Regions from separate parts of the Mus musculus genome. Here regions 2 and 3 are each linked to region 1. The links are chromatin contacts, found by Hi-C or POLR2A ChIA-PET in ENCODE. All regions are on one chromosome and are shown on one strand. The core of a region is the stretch at or near the end of the contact, and the rest is flanking DNA. Distances in the headings are between cores, read along the strand shown.

What was found. Hi-C counts contacts between places; a loop is a spot of excess contacts on that map. ChIA-PET counts read pairs that join two places held with the same protein, here RNA polymerase II (POLR2A).
Region 2: a map of heart shows a loop between it and region 1 (2.6-fold over the local background). The contact joins the promoter of Tcf12 here to the enhancer-like site in region 1. A Hi-C loop is called at or near these places in 1 of 37 maps with a recorded cell type or tissue (heart). POLR2A ChIA-PET finds 5 or more read pairs at or near these places in 4 of 5 experiments (Patski and embryonic stem cell).
Region 3: a map of heart shows a loop between it and region 1 (2.8-fold over the local background). The contact joins two enhancer-like sites. A Hi-C loop is called at or near these places in 7 of 37 maps with a recorded cell type or tissue (adrenal gland, gastrocnemius, heart and 1 more). POLR2A ChIA-PET finds 5 or more read pairs at or near these places in 2 of 5 experiments (Patski and embryonic stem cell).

The regions. Positions count from the first base shown.
Region 1 is chr9:72,167,899-72,171,697 of GRCm38, reverse strand. No RefSeq gene overlaps it. Among named protein-coding and RNA genes, the nearest start is that of Tcf12, 58 kb to the right of the region's middle. Within about 2 kb of position 1,682, at least 1 of the 3 ENCODE cell types and tissues checked has a DNase peak (open chromatin) inside an H3K27ac peak, as active enhancers do; it is heart, where a contact is called at or near this core.
Region 2 is chr9:72,110,041-72,113,839 of GRCm38, reverse strand. Tcf12 (transcription factor 12) reads left to right here and starts at 2,021. Exons shown (of 21, transcript NM_011544.3): 1 at 2,021-2,264; 2 at 3,006-3,102. The coding sequence starts at 3,028.
Region 3 is chr9:72,131,028-72,134,826 of GRCm38, reverse strand. No RefSeq gene overlaps it. Among named protein-coding and RNA genes, the nearest start is that of Tcf12, 21 kb to the right of the region's middle. Within about 2 kb of position 1,751, at least 1 of the 3 ENCODE cell types and tissues checked has a DNase peak (open chromatin) inside an H3K27ac peak, as active enhancers do; it is heart, where a contact is called at or near this core.

The sequences.
Region 1 (3,799 bases), core at 433-2,932:
ATATGCATTTTGGCCTCTGGAGGCCAAAAGAGGAGTCAGAACCCCTGGGGTCTACAGATGGTTGTGAGCCACCACATGGGTGCTGGGAATCTGTCCTCTGCAAGAGCAGCCAGTGTTCTTAGCTGTGGAGTCATCTATCCACATTTATTGCTGCACTGTTTGCAATAGTGAAGATATGGAAGCAGCCCAGAAACCCAGAAACCTACTAACGTATGCTTGGGTAAGGAGAATGTGATAAACAAACAGCAGAGGGCTTTCCTCAGCTGTAAGAAGAATAAAAACTGTGTGAGCTGCGGGAAAATGTGTGGAATTGGCAATCATTATGTTAAACAAAATAAGCATGTTTTCTTTCATGTGTGAAGTCTACAGTAGAGGTTATGGGTAAAAGGTAGGTAGGATAAGAAGGGGCAATTCAGGGAACTGACCCCAGACCCCGAAACTTCTAGGGGAAAACAGGAGAAATAGTTGCATAGACCAGGGCTTTCTGTGAAGGATTCTGAAGGCACAAAAGGGATGCTGCTTGTTTCTCATACGTGGAGGTTAGATTTGACTACACATGCATGCACACACACACATGCACACACACACACACACACACACACACAAACTCATGTATATAGGCACACACACAGACACACACACCACAAACTCATGCATACAGGCACACACACACACACACACACACGCACGCACGCACGCACGCACTTGCCCCATATATTTTTAAGACGTGAAAGCACAGGGGGCCGAGAGGATGAGGATCACAGCATGGAAGGCAGGAGGGGCTGGGGAGTAAATGTAACTGTGATCAAGATGCATTGCTGTATATGAAAATGTCAGGATAAAATGCCATTATATTGTATACTAAAATAATTAAAGAATAAAAAAATTCAATTTCCAGAAATACTACTCAAAATATTTCAAGGAATATGAACATGTCAAAAAAAAAAAAAAAAAAAAAAACAAGACACAGGGAAACGTTACACAGAGCATCAGTCTTAAAAATCTTATTGAAGAGAAGTTTGAGATAGAAAAATGTCCTGACACAGAATATAAAACAAGACTACAGGGACTTAGAATGTAGCATACACGAGCCTTAAGCTTGCAATGTATCTCAGGTTGACTTCAAACACACAATTCTCCTTCTTCAGCCTCCCAAGTGCTGGGATTAAAGGTGTATACCGCCATGAGTACCCGTAGCCCCCCACCCCCACCCCCACCCCCACCCCCACCGGAGGGGGATTGGACTAGGGCTGTGTGCATGGCGGTTTGTACCTTCCCTTCCAGCTGTACTTTGAGCCCCTCCTGGTACTCGTACTCCGTATGTGGCATCCCTTTGTTTCAGCATAAAGCACTTCTATTGGGACAGTTTTCTAGGAATTAACTCTCAGGTTTGTTTGCTTATCTGTAAACTTCGTTATTGTAGGATGTTTTCCTGCTTAAAGGATTTTGGTCGATGTGAGGGAAAAAGAAAAGATTCAATGAGGAAAAAGACAGGAAGGGGGAAGAGAGGATAAAATATTTCTTTTCGGCCTTGCAGTCGAGCTAGGTGCTGCGGTGCTTCCTCTGTGCCTAGTCCGGCTGTTTACAACCCCGCCTTAGATATTACTTCCTGTTTGCATCCTGCCTGGAGGTCAGCCAGCAGTGTGCGGACTCGCCTCAGATCTTTGCTTGCGTGTGTCCTATTATCACAGGAGAACACTGTCCCCTGTGCAGGTCCCTAGTCTCATAAATAAAATAATTTAAAACAGACTCAGAAGGAAACTTGAGGACACTTTTATTGGAGTTTGAGAGCAAGACATCATGTGACGGGTGGGTCAGGCAGGCTGGAGGTCTCAGGCTGCTGCACAAAGGGAGCGTGGCTAGATGCGAAGAGAGAGTTGTCCTTTCTAAGCAGGGGGAAAGTAAGCAGGGGCTTCAAGGAGTCTGGTAGCAGCTGCATGGGGTTGGGGGTGGGAGTGGGGAGGCGGGGAAGAGAGAAAGAGAGACAGACACAAACAGAGAGAGAAAGGGGGGAGGGGGGACAGAGATAAGGACAGAGGATTAAGATTTTAGGCAGTGTACAAAAGAGGGAGACAGAGGAGGAAAAAAAACAAACAAACAGGTTATATTATACTTTTCTGGGTGGTGAGCCGGCTTAGCAGAGAGGGTCTACCCCAACTACAAGGGATGGGCTTCTAGATTCCATAAGCACACAGCTCAACATCTCACTGTGGGTCGCTACTTCCTATCCTCAGATGTACCCTGGTTATTTTCACCTTCTGGCTTCAGGCTGTACCCCTGAGGTTGTAAAACAGGATTTTCTCCTTATCGCAAGAGGTCTTGTGCTTGCCTGGGCAAGGGAGGCGCCTGCTGTCTTCATAGAAGGGCGCTCTCAACCTCTGCTGCCATTTGCAAAGGGGCTAGAGCCCATCAACCATGATATTTCAGTTCTAGGGAGGAGCAGCTTTGGAATGTCCCTCTTCCTTAAAATTTGTGTCGTACCAAGACATGGAGTCTAATGCTGACAGAAGGGTCCACCCTCAATGAGCTTCAAGCTTGCTCATTTCTTTTTTTTTTTTAAACCTTTTTTTTTTAAGATTTATTTATTTATTATATGTAAGTACACTGTAGCTGTCTTTAGACACACCAGAAGAGGGCGTCAGATCTCGTTACGGATGGTTGTGAGCCACCATGTGGTTGCTGGGATTTGAACTCCGGACCTTTGGAAGAACAGTCAGGTGCTCTTACCCACTGAGCCATCTCACCAGCCCCAAGCTTGCTCATTTCTAACAAGCTACCTAATGTCCTCTGTCTGTATGATACATGTGGCTTTCTAAGTTCCTGAAGGTTTTGTGTGTGTGTGTGTGTGTATGTGTGTGTGTGTATGTGTGTATGTGTCTTTTCCTGGTTTTCAGTGTGTCTGTCTTTATTTTTTTTTTTGTCTCGGTTGAAATCTTTAGATGCTCATAGCAGTAAGATGTGTCTGATCTTACTCTGTTTTCAGAAAAGCCCCCTGTGCAGCCACCTGCCTGACTGGGGTGAGTCTGGATCTAGGAAACAACGGCCAGCGCTTGTGTTGCCTTTCAGAGGAAGACAGATCCCATTGCTTGTGAATAAGAGCTGCTCTTTCTCCTTGGACCCAGGGTCCCACACTGAGAAAGTCACTGATATCCTCAGGCCATCAGCAAGCCAGGAAAAGGGTCAAGGGTGAGGGAGAGTCATGTGAACTTCTCTCTCTATTTTTTTCCTTCTTTGCCCTTGTGTGTGTATTTGGTGGTGTTTTTGTATGAATCTGGACCCACACATGTCACAACTTGTGGGTGGAGGTCAGAGAATAACTTTCAGGGCTCTGTACAGAGAGAGGTCATGGGAAGACAATTTTCAGGACTCTGCATGTAGGTTAGAGGAGAAATTTTGGGAGCTGGGTCTCACCTCTCACCTCGTTATGGCTGGATCTTTCTTTTGTTTCTGCTGCTGCCCAGGGGACTTCAAGCTGGCCTGTGAACTTCTGACAGTTCTGTGCCCAGTTCCTGTCTCACCATATGTATTCTGGGATGTTCACCACCACATTTGGCTTTTCATGTGAATTTGGGGGATTGAATATGGATGAACAGGCTTGCATGGCTAGCCCCTTTACCCTCAGAGCCATCTCCCCAGCCCCTAAGGTGTTTTTTTGTTTTTTCCTAATTCTGTATTTACTTGGTTGCTATAAACCTGTGACAGTTTTTCAGTTTCAAAAAATATTATTTCAGGATTTTTTTTTTCCTTAATCCAGAGGTACTTTTGTGATGGGAGAAGTCCTTGGAGCCAGGACTCAAGC
Region 2 (3,799 bases), core at 772-3,271, 58 kb after region 1:
AAATAAAATTGAATTTTCCACAATAGATATGAAAACCTTCCCCAGTCAGACTTTCAAAGTGAATCCTCTGATGTCCTCTAAAATAGCTGTGTGAGCAGTATAAGCTGCCTCTCCTTTGCCTTGGAAACAGCATACATCTCGCATGGTTTCATGCCACCCCTTCTTCTTGTAGTAATTATTTATCTCAATCAGGGGTTTCTACTCTGCTTTTGATCATTCAATTCTCAGACAAAAGACACACAACTTTTATATTTATAATGACCCTTTAATGTACTAGATCTGGTCAGATATCTACCTTCTAAGCTATTATGTCTACTTCCCTATCAATAACCCCGAGTTGTAACTTGCCACATTTCATCTGGCTGTCCTTAACTCCAAGTGGCCAGCTCTCATGGCCATGTTTTCATGATTCACCTACCCCATGGTGTGCTCTCTTCTCTCTACCTACTACCCTCTCCTCCTGGTTCCTGACTGGGAACCCCAAGCCCAAGAACCAAAACTCTGCCTATCTCTCTTCTGCTCATAGGCAGTGGGTATCTTTATTCACCAATCAGGGATAACTTGGGGACAAGGTTACCTAAGTGCAGATTCTCTCATCCCTGGGGGCAACCAGGCCAGTAGTTAGTATTACAATGCATAGCAGAAGACCAAACCTCAGCATCTTCCCTAGAGATTGTACCACAGAAATATGGCTTTACCAGTTACCTAATCAAATTTCCTGGTTGTTCTGTGACTGCTTTTTGCCTCACTTTTGTATACACCAAATTACGGATAACCAAACCCTGTTCATTTAATCAATGATGCTAGACTTGGCTCAGAACTGTTTGATTTATATTGGAAACATCATCAAAGATCAGATCTCTCCTTGCGAAGACTTTCTTCTTGTCTGTTTGATTTACTCTGGCTAGATCTTGAGTTTGGAAGATGACATTCATTTTTTTTTTTTATAGCATTTGCAAAAATGTTCTCAAAGACTTCAGCAAATTGCCTATTTGTATGTGGGTTAACCATCCGCTAGTCTTAGTTGGAAACGGGATCGTTATCATTTTTTAGGTGAAATCATGCTACTTTGTTTAGGATGGAGACACACTCCACAAGTTGCCAAAGCATGTATGTACCTAAGTGGGACTGGCTTTGGGGGTGAGTAGGCTACCATTAGTTCTGGAATGGTCTATACGGAGGTCCCACATATAAACCTTAATTTGCTTCTCTGGTTGGACAGCTCTGGTTGCAGTAAGTACAGCAATGGCACATTTAACTATCTTCTTTATATGAACTTCTGAGGCCAACGGCTCCTTCTTACAGTCAGGATACTCAAGAGTTGGCCACTGTCTTCAATTCGTTTCTTTGGATGCTTGTCTCGAGTGTTTCTTCTGCTTGGGCCTGGCTGGTCTTCTCTGTGCTCGCAGACCTCAACACAATCACCTTAGCTTCCCCTCAAGTAAACCTTAACTTCCAAGGCCGAATTTTTCCCCTTTTTCTTTGGGGCTTCTTCAGGCCAAGTTCGGAACTTGCTCATCAAGACTTAACTTCCTGGGGCTGTCTCTCTGGTTACAGCAAAGGCCAGGCGCAATCCTTTCCCAGAACTTGGTGTTGCAGCGCGGGGCTCAGGTGGGACGGCACGCTCAGGTGAGCAAGCTGATGAGCGCGGCGTGAGGGGCTTTGCGCTTTTCCCACAGAGTCCGCCCACCACAGCTGCGGCTCCACAGCCGGCCTCGCCTCCCGCGTCCGGCGTGGCTGAGCTCCGGAATGGCTGCGGGTGGCAGATCCAGATGCTGCCCAGCTGCGTCCCCGTCGCGGCACTTCGGGGCGCAGTGAGCTTGAGGAGACGGCCGCCGCCCGCCGTGGGCTTTGTCCGTCCGCCGCTCCGCCCCGCCCCGTGCCTCCCCGCCCCCTCCGCGGTCCCACTTCCTCGGCGCGGGAGGCGGGAGCGCGCCGGGCAGCGAGGGGTTAAGCCGACGCGCTTGAGGCGCGGAGGGATCCGGAGGCGAGCGGAGCTCGGTGCTGAGGCCGCCTCAGCGGAAAAAAAAAAAAATGTCCGCCTGAGGAGACCCACAAGTTCTATCGGGGGGACAGCCAGCCCGCCCGGGGAGCCACGGGCGGCTAAGCCCGAGAGCCGCCCGAGTCGCGCCGACTCAAGCACTCGCGGGGGCCCGAGGCAACGCAGCCGCCGGCGGCGCGTGGGGAGGGGGAAAGCCTGAGCCCGCGCTCCCGGCCAAAGTGAACTTTAATCGGGAAGGTTGGATGCGGAGCCCGGGCGGCAGGTAACCGCGGGCGGCGGGCGGGACGTGCGGAACTCAGGTCCCTTTGTACGGCGCGGAGCCCGGGGCCGCGTCCAAGTTGCGGCGCGCGGCGGGGCGGAGGCGCGAGCTGCGGGGTCCAGGCCCGGGCAGCGGCGCTCGGCCTGCGCGGCGCTCGGGGCTCGGCGCTCGGGGCCGGGGAGCCGCCGAGCCCGCCTCATTGTTCCGCGAGTCCGGGGCAGGGCGGCCCAAGTGGGAGGTGGAGGCCGGGCGGGAGTTTGCGGGGCGCGGACGCGCGTGGGGCGCTCTCAACCAAGCCGGGGACCCCCGCTGGGGACGTCCGGGCCGCAGACGCGGGCCTGCGAGCGGCGCGCTCCCCGCAACTTGTCAGCTCTATTGTTGCTGAGCGAGTGAGTCACTTGGTCTCCGGGTCGCCGCCGCTTTCTCGCTCCCTCGCTGGGCGCGGGCTCGCTCCGTACTCCTCCCCGGGGGCACCCCGAAGCCGAGCCACCTTGGAAACTTGCGGGAGCCACGGAGCCACGCGTGGGCTCCCGTGTCGGAGCGGCTTCCGTCACTGTCCTTCGGGTATGCGTGGGGATCTGGCGTGTCGCTCGGCGCCCCCCACCCCGAGCGCTGCCTCTCTCTCTCTCTCTCTCTCTCTCTCTCTCTCTCTCTCTCTCTCTCTCTCTCTCTCTCTCTCCCTCTCTCTCCTTCTCACGTCGAGCGTCCGGGTGTCCGCGGCTCAGCCTGTCTTCTCTGCCTTAGGACCTGCTAGAAGTGGCTGAAGATGAATCCCCAGCAGCAGCGCATGGCCGCGATAGGGACCGACAAGGAGCTGAGCGACCTGCTGGACTTCAGTGCGGTATGAGAGCTTTCCTCCGCATCTTGGGGTTCTGCTGAGGTTTCCCGAGATCGGGAGCAAGAGAGAAAAGGGGGGAAAGCGACATGGCAGCGGGCAACTCCATCTGCTTTTCAGCGCTAGTTCTCAGGGCTGGAGTCCAGCTCCCCCAAGTTGGACACCTGAACTTTGATGTAATGTCTAGACTTGCAGATTTCAAACTTTAATGCCAGAGGGGTCATTTGATTTAACTAGTTAAAAGAAGAACAATGTAATCATGAGCTCTGGTTGAGTCACTCCCTTCTGATAATTATTAGAGATTTTAGACTTTATATGAAAGAAAAAAAATATTTTTTTTCCTGAAGACTTCTCAGCATTTCCCTCCCCACGACTTCATTTAGCCTGTGGTACCTGAGAGATGCCAGCTTCAAAAAAGCCAACCCCAGCGCTAGAATTCCCAGCCTTGTGAGCTGACTGCTTTAAGTATACATATGCCGTCTGCATATGTAATATGGAAAATGATTTAAAAATAAAAGGTGAAGCTATAGAGCCCATTGCCCTTATTTCTTACTAATGGATTGAATTTCAACGTTAACTGCTCCTAGAAGGCAGGGCCAATACCTGCTGTATTAGAACTGTTATTATCTTTCCTGTATGTGGTAATTTCATCGGACATGATTCTGATTGCAAGTGCTTATTAAGTAATGTTAATGTAATGAGA
Region 3 (3,799 bases), core at 502-3,001, 37 kb after region 1:
CAGACATAAAAGGCAGAAAGCCCCTCTCCCTTCCCCCAGAGTCTTTAACCTCAGCTCAAGCTCAGGGTAGTTGGCTTTCTCTTCCCTGGGACCTCGTCTGTTCCAGAAGGTTCTTCACTTAGCCAGTACACAGGTTTCTGGAGCCTTGCCTATCATAGGTTACATAGGCAAACATGTCTGAAAACCTCTGTCACAGCTTAGCCTCAAGTGGGGAGCCCACCCACAGCACTGTTTTGTACCTAATGGTGCTCCGTAGCACTGAAGCAGAAATATTGTAGTCAGAGCATGTGGAAATGGCTAGGACATAGGCATGGGAGAGGGTCTGAGAGTACAATTAGCGTTGACTAGATTATATATATATTTTATTATTAGATATTTTCTTTATTTACATTTCAAATGTTATCCCTCTTCCTGGTCTCCCTCTGAAATCCCCCTCCCCTTATTCCCTCCTTTATTATAATTCTTATAAAAACCACACAGTACTTACTAGATAACTCTACCTATAGTTTCTATGTGTACATTAGATTGAACGGAGAAGATGAGACGATAGGCAGATGGTCAAGTGGCTTTCTCTCATAGAATTTTCCCTTTAGTGCCTTTCAACGGTATCATTTTCCCACACCCCCTAAAAACTAAACCTTCTATATTTTCAGTTGGTTCTTTTAGTTTATTTTTATAACACTCCTTGAGACAGGGAGAGTAGCAGGATAGTTTTATTTAACTTGCCAAGAAGCAAGACACAAAGAGATGATCTGACTTGGCCACCATCCCAGAGGGCATCTATGGCAGAGCCAGGATGGTCTTTTAGTCCTCGGGGCTCTTGGGCTTTTGTTCTGATGTCTCTGCATATAATTGTTTTGATAGCAATTTCTCTGCTTCTCTCTCACTAGCCTAATCACGTGTGTCAATCATATTCAAGAACATCAAGGGCCTAAGGGTCAGCCACAGTCTCAAGAGAAACAGAATCAAAAGGAGAAAATAAGGCATTTTCTTTTTCAAATGTGTTTGTCAGTCGTGGACTCATAATCTGACAGGGTATGCAGGAGGAAGTTGAGGACCTCCGCCCTAGGCTGTAGCTAGAATAGGCTCTATTAGGCTTTCTGTCTACAGCTTAAACCAAGTGAGCAAGAACCCTCAAGGGGATCAATGGGTTCTCCACCCAGCCCCTGAAGAACCAGGAAGGAAGTCCTCTTTTCCTTCCTCTTCATAGATTCACCCCTGTAGCGTCCCTGTACAGTCTCGGGATGTACAAGTGTGGTGGAGAGCACGTGCAAACCTCCTACCCTTGGCCATCTTGCTCCACTTCACTTTCACTTTACAGAGCTGAATCCTGGGGCCCAGGAGCGCTGCGCCCAGGAAAAGGCCACTGGACACAAGGCGACCTCCGTGCTCGGACCCCGGAGTGCGCGTGCGCGCGGGCCTCGAGCCGCGCCCGCGCGGGGAAGCCCCGGGGCTAATCTCCTGCCACTCATCCTTGGGGACGCTGGCGCCCGGGCCACAGCGCCTGGAGCCTCGCGCCGGGGCCCAGCTGGGCCGCACGCGGAAGGACAAATAGTCCCGACGGCTGCTGCTCCGCGCGCCCCTCCGAGACCGCGCTCGCCCCGCCCGAGCAGCCCGGCCTCGGCCTCGGGCGGCGGGAAGTGGGCGGCCGCTCGACCCCCCGCTCCTCCCTCTGGGGCCTGGCGGGTGTACGAAGCTCCTCAGGGAAAAGTAATTGGATTCCGGGCTCAGCGCTGCCGGGAACGGCGGAAAGCCGCAGCTGAGGCTGCAGCGCGTGGGCGGAGGAGGGCGCGGCGGGGGAGGGAAGGGTGCAGACGCCGCTGGGCTCTCCCGCGCCCCGGCGACCTGGCCGGGGCAGGCTGCGGCGGAAAGCCGGCGGCCGCGGGGAAGGGCAAGCACGCTTGCCCCAGGGGCCCCCGAGTGCGACGTCCTCACGCCTTTCCCAGGCTCCACCTAGTCTGTGGAGCACACCTGGCTGATGACACCCGCCCAAAGAAACGTTTGGGAAAGCTGAAGTCTGTCAGCATCCCCCAGGGTTTCCCTCCAAGCTCTGATGTGCAGCTGAGGTGGAAGAAGAGCCTTTCTTTCATCCAGTATGCAAGTGGAGAATTCCTCTCCTTCACGAATGTCACAGGGAACACAGTAGGAAAGTACCTCAAGTCTTTCCTTTGGTGACAGACTCCCCCAAAGTTCCCTTTCCCCTGAGAAGATGGATCACAAGTGGGAGCCTTAAAGAGGGTTTATTGTTTTCTGCTTCTCCCCTCCTGAAATGGTAGGAAAGTTCCAGAACTTGTAAATGACTAACTTTGCAGCTCTTTTGTGGTATATGGGTTTTTTTTTTCTTTTTCTTTTTCTTTTAATTCCCTTTACTACATCTCACACAACTCACTAGGCTTTTATAGAGGAATTTCTCATGTACCAGGCTCTATTCTGCTTACCAGGGACATAACAGTGAATAAGCCCAAACGCTCTGGGCTCTTGGACTTTGTTACAGGCGATGAGACAGACACACCGTTGAGTGTCGTGTGATGTTAAGTGCTATGAAACAAACAATACTGCAGGGCAAAGGAGGCTACAGGTAGAAGACATGTGCAGTGTTAGCTTAGACGAGTTGATTTAGAGAGAGATTTCTGAGGAAGTGTGCTTACAGCAGGTCTGAATGAAAGAAATTAGACAAGCAAAACATACCTAGACAGGTAACTTCCCGGATTGAGGAAGGACAAATCCAAAGGCTCTGAAGCCCGGAAAAGTCGAGTGAACACTTAGCAAGTAGTGAGGAGGCCGACATGATCGCTGCTCTGAGCACCTACAGTTGGAAATGAGGGTAGAGGCTCAGGGCCATAGAGATCAATGGTATTAAGGGCCTCAGGTTGCTTTTAGATTTTGAAAATTTTTATGTATATAAGTGTTTTGCCTGAGCCGGGCAGTGGTGGTGCACACCTTTAATTCCAGCACTTGGGAGGCAGAGGCTGGCAGATTTCTGAGTTCTAGGCCAGCCTGGTCTACAGAGTGAGTTCCAGGACAGCCAGGGCTACACAGAGAAACCCTGTCTCGAAAAACCAAAAAAAAAAAAAAAAGTATTTTGCCTGAAGGCAATGTATATATGTACATGCAGAGGTCAGAAGAGAGTGTTGAAGCCCCTCAAACTCGAGTTATAGATAGTTGATTGAGTCACTATATAGGTCCTGGAAGCTGAACCTAGGTCCTCTGCAAAAGCAACGAGTACTCCCTACCCCGACCCCTGCTTTTAATGTGAAACTTTTGGAGAGTTTTATGCTCTGAGTTTCCAATCTCTCTCCTTCTCCATCAGACACTAGGATTGCCTTGGCTGGTCTGAAACTCTGCATATCAGGCTGGCCTTGAACTCACAGAGACCCCCCTGCTCCTGCCTCCTGAGCACCGGGATTAAGGTGTGTGCCCCCATGCCTAGCTGTTGTGGTTGTTTACCTCAACTTTAGTTCATCACCATTCTAACATATCCTACCTTCTCCGTGATTGCAACAGGTCAAAAACTAATCTTGCTGTCTTTGTAAAATTTATATAACTCCTTTCTCAATAATACCAGCTCGATCTATGCCACCCACACTAAAATGTTTGTCATTGTCAACGCACTATTTCTTCTTCCTTATTTTACCTGGCCTGTTGTTAGGACCTTTAGTGTATCACCAGAAGTACCTCATATCAAATTCCTTCGTGTATCTCCACTTCATGCTTTTTGCCTAAGACCTTGAACATTGCCAGCCAGGATCAGTTCAACCGTCTTTTTATGGTCTCTCCGACTCCCTTTTCTCTCTGTTCC